Regions from separate parts of the Mus musculus genome. Here region 2 is linked to region 1. Evidence: chromatin contacts called from ENCODE Hi-C or POLR2A ChIA-PET data. All regions are on one chromosome and are shown on one strand. Each heading gives the region's core, a stretch centred on a gene start or an enhancer-like site at or near the end of the contact. The rest is flanking DNA. Distances are from core to core; before and after follow the strand shown.

Region 1 (5,660 bases), core at 1,300-3,799:
GGTTCTAAGGGTTAGAAAGGGTCTCAGAGCTGGGCAGTGATGGCATATGCCTTTAATTCTAGCACTTGGGAGGCAGAGGAAGGTGGATCTCTATAGGTTCAAGGGAAGCATGGTCAGTTCCAGGAAAGCCAAGGCTATACAGAGAAACTCTGTCAAAAAAAAATTAAAAAGAGCTCAGAAATTGTATACACATGAACACACACAATCCATACAGTCAAATTCCCCTTCTCTTCCTTATTCCATGCTGCGTAGGTTGGTCTCAATATTTGAGCTCAAGCTATTGTCTTAGTTCAACTTCCCAACTAACTATTTCAACAGCTAGCCTGCCCCATAGCAACTGTACGGAGTCAATTGGAGCACTGATCAGTGAATCACTGCTTCTAGAGGAAACAGGATTAGCTTTCTGAGTGTGTGACAATTCTGTCAAGCAAGCACCACAAGATATTCCTTGTTTTGTGTATAAAATTATTGTTTACGGATTTGTCAATAATGAAGCAAGGCCAATAGTGTTAGTCTCACTAGGTTTGTCAATAAGCCTTAAGCACGAGAAGGCAGAAATGCAACAAAGGGGGAGGGTACTGGAAGGACCAAGTAAGACCTTGGAAATCATGGGTTTACATTGTGAGAGCTGGATTAAGAGGGTAGATTGTGTCCTAGTCTGTCCACAGATGAAAGGATGGCTTTGGGAAACATACCGTTCATCATCTCACATGTTGATTGTAGAGTTACAAACAAAGGTGAGTAGGCTAGCCCACAAATACAGACTCTTCAAATAACAATCGGCAGGTTAAAAGAACTTCCAATCAGTTAAGTTGAAGGATAAATCTGATTTTTTTTTTTTTTTTGGAGACAGGGGCTTTCTACATAGCTTTGTCTGTCCTGGAACTGGCTGTGTAGACCAGGCTGACCTTAAACTCATAGATAGCCAGCCACCTGCCTCTGCTTTCCCAAGTGTTAGGATCTGCTTGCTTTCCCAAGTGTTGCTCTGCCACATAAGAAATAATTCACACATAAGATAGGCATTATTCATAATCAAAAGAGGCTCAGGGAGCTCAGCTTTCGAACATGGACAATATTTACAGCTAGAACAATGGAAGGACAGTAAAGAAATAGTAACAGACGAGCAGTCGCTTTACCAGACATGGTCTGACCGATCGGATTATGCTTGACTGGCTGTTACAAAAAAATATGCATAGTTGCTGGGCAGTAATGGCCCAAGTCTTTAATCCCAGCTCTTGGGAGGCAGAGACAGGCGGATTTCTGTATGTGAGGCCAGCCTGGTCTACAGAGCAAGTTAGCCCCCCCCATGCACATTATAACTTCTTCTTCTTCTTCTTCTTTTTTTTTTTTTTTTTTTTTGAGACAGGGTCTCACTTTGCAGATGATTCCAGGCTGGACTTGAATTTGTTTTGAGGCATGTCCACCAGAGAACAGCACACAGACAGTCTGTTTTTTTTTTTTTTTTTAAGATTTATTTATTATTATACATAAGTGCACTGTAGCTGTCTTCAGACACACCAGAAGAGGGCGTCAGATCTCAACTCAGGACCTTCAGAAGAGCAGTGTTCTTACCCGCTGAGCCATCTCGCCAGCTCAGACACAGAAACTCTTTTTTTTTTTCTTTTAAAGGGGATAGTAATAGAGACACAGACACTCTTTTTTTTTTTTTTTTTTTTTTAAGTTTAGGGGATAGTAATATATACCTTTTTTTCCTATTTATTTATTTATTTATTTATTTATGACTGTAGCTGTCTTCAGACACCCCAGAAGAGGGCATCAGATCGCATTTCGGATGGTTGTGAACCACCACGTGGTTGCTGGGATTTGAACTCAGTACCTTTAAGAACAGTCAGTGCTCTTAACCGCTGAGCCATCTTTCCAGCCCGACACAGACACTCTTAAGGCTGAGAACAAACTTCGTATTGATGGCTCCTGGCTACAGAGGATACTTGTCCAATCATGGAAACCCACATTCTGGTTGGCACACTTCAATTAGCAAGAAACAGAACTACGGAAGCCAAAACGTAAGGTTACCACATTTAGAGACTTTCCTGTTTCCTGGAACTATGGACCAGGTCTTTGATGGATTTTGGTCTTTGTACCATTTTTGGCAGAGATCTGCCTGCCTCTTCCTCTCGTGTGGAGATATTAAAGGTGTGAACCACTAAGCCCTGATCTGACTTAATTTTTAAAAAACATCTTATCCGCACATAGAATTCTGACTTTATTAGTGTACATCGTGCTTTTTGCTCATATACTGCGTGTTGTAACTACTCTCACACATACAGAACGTCTCTAACACTCTAGAGAATCCCCACAGGATTCTGAGTTTCCTCTGAGGCCAGAGCTTCCATTTTAGGCCTTCCCTCTCTCACTGTAAAAAGAGGAAGCACAGAAACCGAGGCCTCCTTGAGAAACTTTGCCTGAGTCTAACACAGTAGGTCAAAAGAACCCATAAAGGACTTGGCTCTAGGATCGCCACGCATGCGTACATCCTCTACCCTGCCTCCTCCGGTCGGTTCCCGTAACTCGGCCCCGCCCCTGACGCTGCGGCCCCGCCCCCGACGCCTGGGGTTGGGATAATCGGACCCGACCCGGCTTTGGTTCTGCAAAGCCTCAGTCTGTAGGAGACCTTCGCTGCTGGAGCCATGCCTTCTGTCGCTTTGAAATCTCCGCGCCTGCGCCGGGTGTTCGTGGTCGGCGTTGGCATGACCAAGGTAAACAGAGTTGTGAGCAGCGAGAGATCTGCCTCTGTTATTCCCCGCAGTCCGAGGCGACAGGGAAGCGCGGCAAGGGGACGGTCACAGTCTGCGCTGCTGTCCCTCTGACCTTTCCCTCCAGAGAGGCGACCTGAGGGTGTATGATGCTGTCACTAGGGTCTCAGTATCTTGGGCTTGTTCTCTCAGTCATTTTTTTTTTTTTTAAAGATTTATTTATTTATTATATGTAAGTACATGTAAGTAAGTACATTGTAGCTGTCCTCAGATACTCCAGAAGAGGGCATCAGATTTCGTTACGGATGGTTGTGAGCCACCATGTGGTTGCTGGGATTTGAACTCCGGACCTTCGGAAAAGCAGTCGGTGCTCTTAACCACTGAGCCATCTCGCCAGCCCCTCTCAGTCATTTTTTTATTCGCCTTCCTGTTTGCTTATTCTAGCTTTTTAGTCTGTGAAGGAGCCCCCAACACAGCACAAATCTCACACTTCCTTAGATTCTAAATCCCGAGTAGGCCGGCCGGGTGGTTCACATCTCTAGTATGAGCTTTAGGAGATGCAGCCAGGAGAACTGCTGCGAGTCTGAATCATATCAAGACCTTGTTTCACAAAACAAAGCAAACCAAACCGACAAACAAAACAAAACAAACAAACATGTGGTTGCTGGGATTTGAACCCAGGACTTTCAGAAGAGCAGTCAGTTCTCTTACCCGTTGAGCCATCTCGCCAGCCCTATCTTGTCTTTCTTACCTCTAGAGCCTTGAGCTTAGCTCTAATTTACTTTGATGCACTGGGATTCTTTGTTCAGATGACTATATTCTCCTAATGTATTGCTACAGGGTGGGTACCACAATTATTTACTGCTGTATCACTCACAGTGATAAATCACTCGTGCCTAATGACAGTGAATGTTAGATGATTGATATTAAATGGATTTACTGGTGAAAGAGTTACTGTGAAGAATCTTTTTGTACTGTAAAAAAAAAAAACAAAACCCAAATTTTACATTATCTTAGTAACAGGTGAAAACAAATAATTTATTCAAAACATGTAAATAGAAAAGTTGACTAATATGTTCTAAAACTTAAAGGGCATCCCACTGTTTCTCAGAGGGGGAGCTTCTCATATAGTAAGTAGGTGGGCAGTAAAACTTTCCAGAATATTCTCTAGATTTTTTTTTAAAAAAGTATCTTATATGGCCCTGGCTGGCTTTAAACTTCTGATTCAGTCTCTCAAACTGCCCCCCCCCCTCTGAACCTGCAAGTGTCCCTGATCCCCATGCCCTGCTAGTATGTTGTTCCATTTTAAAGTGTCTTCCCATGATTGCTTAATGTCTGTTTATATGGGCTGTATAGAAAAAGCATAGTTTCTGAAAAAAAAAAAAAGATATGTTTAATTTTTTTCTAGTTGGGAGGTGGAGGTGAAGGGGATATTAATATTCCTTAGGGAAGAGAAAAAGGAATTAAAGATGGTTTCATCATTTAAGCATATATGCAGTACATGTGCTATGTGTTATATGTGAGGGTGACCGTGACAAAAATGAATAAAAGCAAGATTGGGCAGGGGACATGACTCACTCGGTAGACTGCTTGCCAAACATGCATGAAGCCCTGGGTTCTATCCCTAGTCTGCATACACCAGGCATGGTGATGTCCACCCATTGTTCCAGCATTCAGAGGGTAGAGACAGGAGAATCAGAAGTTCAAAGCTGTCCTCAAGTTTACATAGCAAGTTCAGAGCCAGCCTAGCTTTTGTAAGACCTTACTTTAACCAAAGAGCAAGGGTCAGCAAAGATGGCCAGTGTGTGAAAGGCTTGACAGTCAGAGTTTGGCCCCTTGCCCTCACTTAGTATGAGTGTGCCCCCTACACATATACACACATACTTACACACTAACAAACTGAAGATATTTATTTTATAAATATAGTATTTGTATCATATATAATATAATTTTTATAAATAAAAAATATATATTTATTTATTTATTATATTTTTTGAGACAGGGTTTCACTGTGTAGCCTGGGCTGTCTTGGAACTCACTCTGTAAACCCAGCTGGCCTTGAACTCACAGAGATCTGTCTGCCTCTGCTTTCCGAATACTGGGATTAAAGACAGATTTTTAAAAACCCACATAAACAAACAAAAAAGAAGAAAGAGAGAGAAAAAAGGAGAGTTTGACATTTTTAGTTAAGCAAGGAAGATTGAAAAAATGAACTTATCTCTTGGTTTTTTTTTCTTCCAAGTATCATTAAAACAGTGAGGAACAATACACATTGGAGCAGCAACTGTAGGAGAGATGCCAGAAAATATTAAAAGCGGATGGAAGCCAGGTTTGGTGGCATCCCGGCACTCTGCAGGTGGTGGCAGAATTGTCTCAAAACCAAACAAAACCCAACTACCACAAAAAAGGGGAATTAATTGAAATTCTCCGTGTGATGCTACCTAGCTTTGTTTGTAGGAAACATACCCAAATGTATACTACCTTCCTGGCAGAGGTTGGGGGAAATATTTGAAATGATTCCAGGAAAAAGTCAGCTTGATGTGACATTGTCTTGTGGTGAAACTTAGCAGATGATGAGTTTCACTCATGCTCAGACACCTTAAATAGCATTAAATAACATTAAAAAAAGGCTAATGTTACTGTGTGTATGGGGTGTGTGTGTTTGTGTATGGTGTGTGTGTGTGTATGGTATGTGTGTATGGTGTGTATGTGTGTATGGTGTGTGTGTGTGTATGGTGTGTATGTGTGTGTGTGTTGTGTGTGTGTGTGTGTATGGTGTGTATGTGTGCACGTGTTTGTGCACATGCAGTGGTGAGCACTCTCTGAGCTCAGATGACAACTTTGTGGAGTTGATTTTGTCTGTCCATCTTTTTGTGAGTTGTGAGGAGTCCGGGTCACCAGACTTATATGGCAAGCACCTTTTACCTGCTAAACCATCTTGCCAGC
Region 2 (5,660 bases), core at 2,337-4,836, 47 kb after region 1:
TTGCCTCTGCCTTCCACGTGCTGAGATTAAAGGCATATACTACCACAGCCAGCGTACTTTTTTTTTAATTAAAAAATATATATATCACACAGTTTTACAACTGAAACAAGAGAAAAAATAGATGCCATTTTGGAAAATTAAAACTTTTGAAACCATAATTTTTAGTTAAAATGTTACAGAATATTTATTTTGACCACATCAGTTCTTTTCTGCCTCTCTGTTACAGTCAGGGCAATTTGGAAACCACAGGGCTATTAGGAACTACCAAGTGCTTATTTCATGCAATCCATTCTTGAAAGATAAGCCTTTATGTCTCAATATTATTACTCAACACTTAGAAGCATTTGCAACACTTAATTAAGTGCTTAAGAAATGTTTATATTAAGAAATCCTTGGCTATGTGGAAGAATTAAACAATCATGCCATCTGCCCAATGTTATATTTTAACATTTGTGAATATTAACTTTTTCTTCCACAGGACAAGGTGGAACCCTGGTGGACAGAGGGGACAACACTTACGGAGGAAAGTGGGTCATCAACCCTAGTGGAGGCCTCATCTCAAAGGGACACCCACTGGGCGCAACAGGTGACAATGCATTCTTGTCAGAATTATACTTTAGGCCCTAATCTGTTGTTTTTTGGTTTTGTTTTGTTTTGTTTTTGTGAACGTATATGTGCACATTCATGTTCCATGGCACACAAGTGAGAGAACTGGCTCTCTCTTTCTAATTTTATGCAAGCCTGGGGATAAAACTCGGGTCACCCAGCATGGTGGCACATGTCTTTATCTGCTGAGCCATCTTTCTGACCACTGTTTTCATTGTCTGAGACAACCCAGTCCCAGGTTGACCTATATGAATCACTATATGATTCAGGACGACCTTAAACTTAAAGCAGTCCCCCTACCTGCCCCTCCCAAGTGCTGGGATGATAGGTGTGAGCCACCATGAGTGGCTGAAGTCTGTGATTTCAGTGTGCTTGCATTCTTTGAACTCAGATGGTGACGGGTTTTTAATGCTTTTTAACTGCAGTCATTTGATTTCTCGTTAGCTGCAGTGCACTTAGCTAACAAGATGTTTCCTAACAGAGAGCTTACTAGAGTCACCAGGTAAGATGGTTCCAGATGAACACATTGTGTGTTGTTGGATGCCTCCTTAGCACTGCATGGAACTCATTTTCTCTCGAGAAAACTGGACTAGGAATTCTGAAATTAAAATTTTACTATGGCTTCACTGCCCACTGGAAATTAATCACTTTGACTGTTAAATCTTTAGCTAAAAAAATTGACATCTTCTGTATTGGAGTTTCTAAGGTAACTTAGTGGTAAAACTCTGTGGTTTATTTCTGTAAAGACAGATGGTATTGTATAGATGATTGTGTTTCTTCTTTATCTTATCGTGTCTTATTGATTAGTGGACTATTTTAAGTTCTTGCAGTTTTACAATAGAGAAGTTATAATTAACAATCTACTTATTAGTTAACTTTATTGTATTTCTACTTAAGATTCAAAATTTCAGCGGGGCTTGGTGATGCACATCTTTAATTCCAGCAGTCAGGAGACAGAGGCTGAAGGATCTCTGTGAGTCAGTTGAAGCCAGCCTAGTCTACAGAGTGAGTTCCACAACAGCCAGGGCTGTTTCCAAAAACCAACAATAAACGACACCAATGAAACACTCAAGATTTCATAAGCTTATAATGCAGTAGAAAATAGAAGAGCTAGATGTTGTGTTGGGGGAGGAGGAAGGAAGGCAGTGTGTCAGGGTACGGGTGCTGTTGCTTTACGGTAGGATACTGTGCTTGACTTGTTTAGGATATAGAAGGCCCTGGGTACCAAAGTCTTCCAGAAAAAAGATAAATGAGGGTTGGGCCAGGCGGACAGACTGAGCACACCAGCTAGCTGCAGTGTGTGCACTGCCTTGCTGCTGTGTTCTTCTTTTGTTTCTTCTTTGGTTCATTTATTATCATTTAAGAAATGATATAAAATAAATTTATATCATTTATTCATTTCTCTCTTCTATGGAACCATTTCTCTATGAAAGTCTGTCACAGATGCTCAGGGGTGTGATGGAAGCATCTTCCATTTGCCAGAGTCTGCCCTCCAGGGTTGTCACACCCTCATATTTAATTTAAGTCTTTTGCAAGATTTATTTTAATTTCACTTATGTATTTATTTTATTCATTTGTTTGTTTATTCAAGACAGGGCTTCTCTGTGTAGCCCTGGCTGTTCTGGAACTCACTCTGTAGATCAAGATGGCCTCAAACATAGATTTGCCTGCCTCTGCCTCCTGAGTGCTGGGGTTAAAAGCATGTCTCCCCCCAACCCCACCTTGGTTTATTTTTAATTATGTGTGAGTGTGTATATTTACCATCAAGATATAAAGGTCAGCTGGGCACTGGTAGTGCATGCTTTTAATCTGAGCACTTTGGGGAGGCAGGCAGATCTCTGTGAGTTCTAGGCCAGCCTGGTCTACAGAACTAGTTCCAGGACAGACAAGGCTACACAGAGGGGTAGAGGTGGGAGGGACTACATGTCTTTATTGAACCTTTAGAGATATCTTGCTGTGTAGAGATATCATTTCTGTGGCTCATAGGCACCACAGGTGATTAGGTCTGTTGATCCTGGCCCTCCTCCCACTTCCAGCTTGCATAGCATAGCACCTTCTGGTACTATGAAAGCTAGGCCCCAGGAGGCTTTTGGATTAGTTCCAGCTCGACTTCTCGAGTCCTGTGTTCAAGTGTGTGTGCTATCTTTCGCAATAGACACTTACCTTTGACTTCTGGGATGAAATCAAGCTTGATCTCCCTGGACCAAACAATTCATGCATGGCACAGGGCTTTTTATTAGATAGTCTGTGGCTCCTGGAACGGGCACTATTACCCCAAGTGGTATGGCATCACTTAAACAAAGTGTATATACATATGTATGTATGCAAATACACTTATATGTATTACATGTATTTTAAGTAAATATAAAATAAGAATTCCTTATGACTACTTCAAATATTTTTAGTGTTGTAGATCATTCCCTACGCCCACCTCATTTTCCCACTTCATATCACAAGCATCTTGAGTTCAATTTGATCTCATTGCTTTTTCAAAATGTCCCATCTCAAAATTTTCTTTCACTTTTTATTTTATTTTATTTATTTATTTATTTGAGACAGAATCTTGCTGTGGCATTGGCTGTCCTGGAACTCAAACTGTAGACCAGGCTGGCCTTGAACTCTCAAGAGATCCGCCTGCCTGTCTTCTGAGTGCAGGGTTTAAAAGTGTGCACCACTAGACACTGTGTTTTCCATTTCAACACACCCGGAAAAAAATGGGTTGAAAATGCAAGTGTTGATTTCCTGAACTCGAGTCTTTCTTAAATGCTAATTCTCTTAGCGTGGGAACTAGCTGTGAATCTTGGGCTTTAAGCTCTGCAGGCGTGCGTGGCTTTGGCGGGAAGTCCCAACTAGCGGCTCGCTGGCGCGGGTGGGCGGAGTCTGCGCTCTAACGCGGCCCGGGACGCTCTGTGCTCGACTCGCCAGGTCTGGCTCAGTGCGCGGAGCTCTGCTGGCAGCTGAGAGGCGAAGCCGGAAAGAGGCAGGTTCCCGGGGCAAAGGTGGCTCTGCAGCACAATCTAGGCCTCGGAGGAGCTGTGGTTGTCACCCTCTACAGGATGGGTTTTCCCGAAGCTGCCAGGTAAGTGACATTCTAAGTTCTGTCACTTTTGTCCTCATGCTTTACAATAAGTGACGCTTGCATATTAAAAAAAACAAACAACAACAACAACAACAAAAACCAAACCCCAACCACATATTAAGCATTTAAGGGAAAGTATGACATAACTTCGTTAACGTGGTTTTAAAAGTTAAGACTTAGTTTTTAAGCCGAGACAACCTTAGGAAAATTTGTTCAGAAAGAGGCAGCGAAGCCAGGAGTGCTGGCCCACAAGCCTGCGGAATGTAGACTAGTCACCTTTTGCTTGCCTTTCTCACAGTTGGCTTTCTCCTTGGCTTCTGGCTGCTGTCAGAGAAAGCCACCAACTACATGTGCCATTGGAACCTGGAAAATGTGTTTCTGAATCAAGCCCTCGTTGCTGTTGGAATTCCAGGGGCTTGCTTGCTTCCTGTCTTTGCAGTCTCTGCCTCTGTCGTTACCTCTTGTCCCAGCCTTCTGGGATTCCTGTTTTCCTTGCAGCCTCTCCGGGTTCTCTTCCTCCTTTTCCAAGGCCCAGCGTTCCTCTGTGTGCGTGGTTTCCAACCACCTGTACTAGCTACTATGTATACCCTCTTGAATCTTCCTAGCATTCCCTCCACTGGCTCCTTGCCCCTGTTATCTTACACCAGAGAATCTTTCTTAGTCCACAAAATCTTTTTTTCCTCTTGCTTTAATTATTCTCTTTCATGATGAGCCTTTCGCAGTGAACCACCTCAGGGTCTGTTTGGAGGTCTGGTGTGTTCTGAGTTGATTATCCTTGGCTAGCTATGTCTTTCCTCCTTTAACCACCCTGTAACTTTTTAACACGAATGTGCTCCTTTTCTCTTGAAATTCCTGGTGATTACTTAATCGTTTTCTTATACAGTTTGTCCTACAAAGGATAGGGGCCACTATCTACTATATAGTCTTTAACTTTTACAAACTTCGGGATGGTTTTTCCTCTCTCTGGTCTCACTCTTCTTTTTCTGCCCAGAATTTTGTTTTTGTTTCAAACATTAAGATAACATCTTAAACTTAAGAGTTTCTTCTTTCAAATACCCATGCTCTTTTGCAGTCCTTAGAGGGCTCATCTTGTTTCTTCCTCAATCTGATTCATCAGTTCTATGCTGATGACCCTGGAACACCATGCAGTTCACACTTGAGATGAAACCCCTTAGGGGAAAAATAATCAAGCTATGAAAAGCCAACACAGTCAGTATAATTGTCATAGATATTTCGTTTTCTTTAGAGTAAAATTAGGAAGTTTGTCCACAGCCTTTTTTTTTTTTTTTAAGCAGTCTCACACCTTAGACCAGACCAGGCTAGCTTTGTATTAGAGGCAGTGAGTTTCTTGCTTCACCATTTTAGTATGTGCCTGCAAGTTCTCACATGTAAAAGGTGCAATGTATAATTTCCACCATAGGTGAGGTCCACAATGATTCTATGACCCGCTTCCCTAGTCCTTTGGTTCTTTTTCTCTCTGCTGAGACAGGGTCTCACTATGTAACACTGTCCTGGAACTCTGTGTGAACCAGGCTGGCCTCAAACTCATGAATCCACCTGCGTCTGCCTCCCAAGTCCTGGGATTAAAAGCATTCGCCCAGCCAGCTCTTTATTTCTTTGTGTAGGTTTCCAGCAGCCCTTACTCTGCCCATCTTGCAACCCCTGCTCTGTTTGCTGCCTCTGTAGTTTGCCAGTGAGATCATAAAAAGGCAAATTATAGAGGCACTCTTAATTTTAGCTCCCATTGATGATATTCTGCTCTAAGGAAGAAATTTCCCTCCTTTTCCTGTCTTTAAGTGTATTCATATACACTGCATGAAGTCACAAGGCCTTATTTTATCCTTGAGATCACAGTCCTTTAGTATCAATTATTTTGTTGCAGTGACTGCCCCTGGTTTGGCCAGTGGGGACCCTCTCAAGGTGACCCTGTGTCCCCGAGTCTGTGTAGGCCTTCCTTTCTCTCTTTTCTGGCTCG

The links. Hi-C counts contacts between places; a loop is a spot of excess contacts on that map. ChIA-PET counts read pairs that join two places held with the same protein, here RNA polymerase II (POLR2A).
Region 2: a loop to region 1 is called in a map of heart, with 4 times the contacts of the local background. The contact joins the enhancer-like site here to the promoter of Scp2 in region 1. A Hi-C loop is called at or near these places in 4 of 37 maps with a recorded cell type or tissue (heart and left cerebral cortex). POLR2A ChIA-PET finds 5 or more read pairs at or near these places in 1 of 5 experiments (embryonic stem cell).

What each region holds. Positions count from the first base shown.
Region 1 is chr4:108,115,436-108,121,095 of GRCm38, reverse strand. It overlaps Scp2 (sterol carrier protein 2, liver), which reads left to right and starts at 2,549. Exons shown (of 16, transcript NM_011327.4): 1 at 2,549-2,717. The coding sequence starts at 2,649.
Region 2 is chr4:108,069,282-108,074,941 of GRCm38, reverse strand. Scp2 (sterol carrier protein 2, liver) reads left to right here. Exons shown (of 16, transcript NM_011327.4): 11 at 479-586; 12 at 3,532-3,685. Among named protein-coding and RNA genes, the nearest start is that of Mir6397, 15 kb to the left of the region's middle. Within about 2 kb of position 3,586, at least 1 of the 3 ENCODE cell types and tissues checked has a DNase peak (open chromatin) inside an H3K27ac peak, as active enhancers do; it is heart, where a contact is called at or near this core.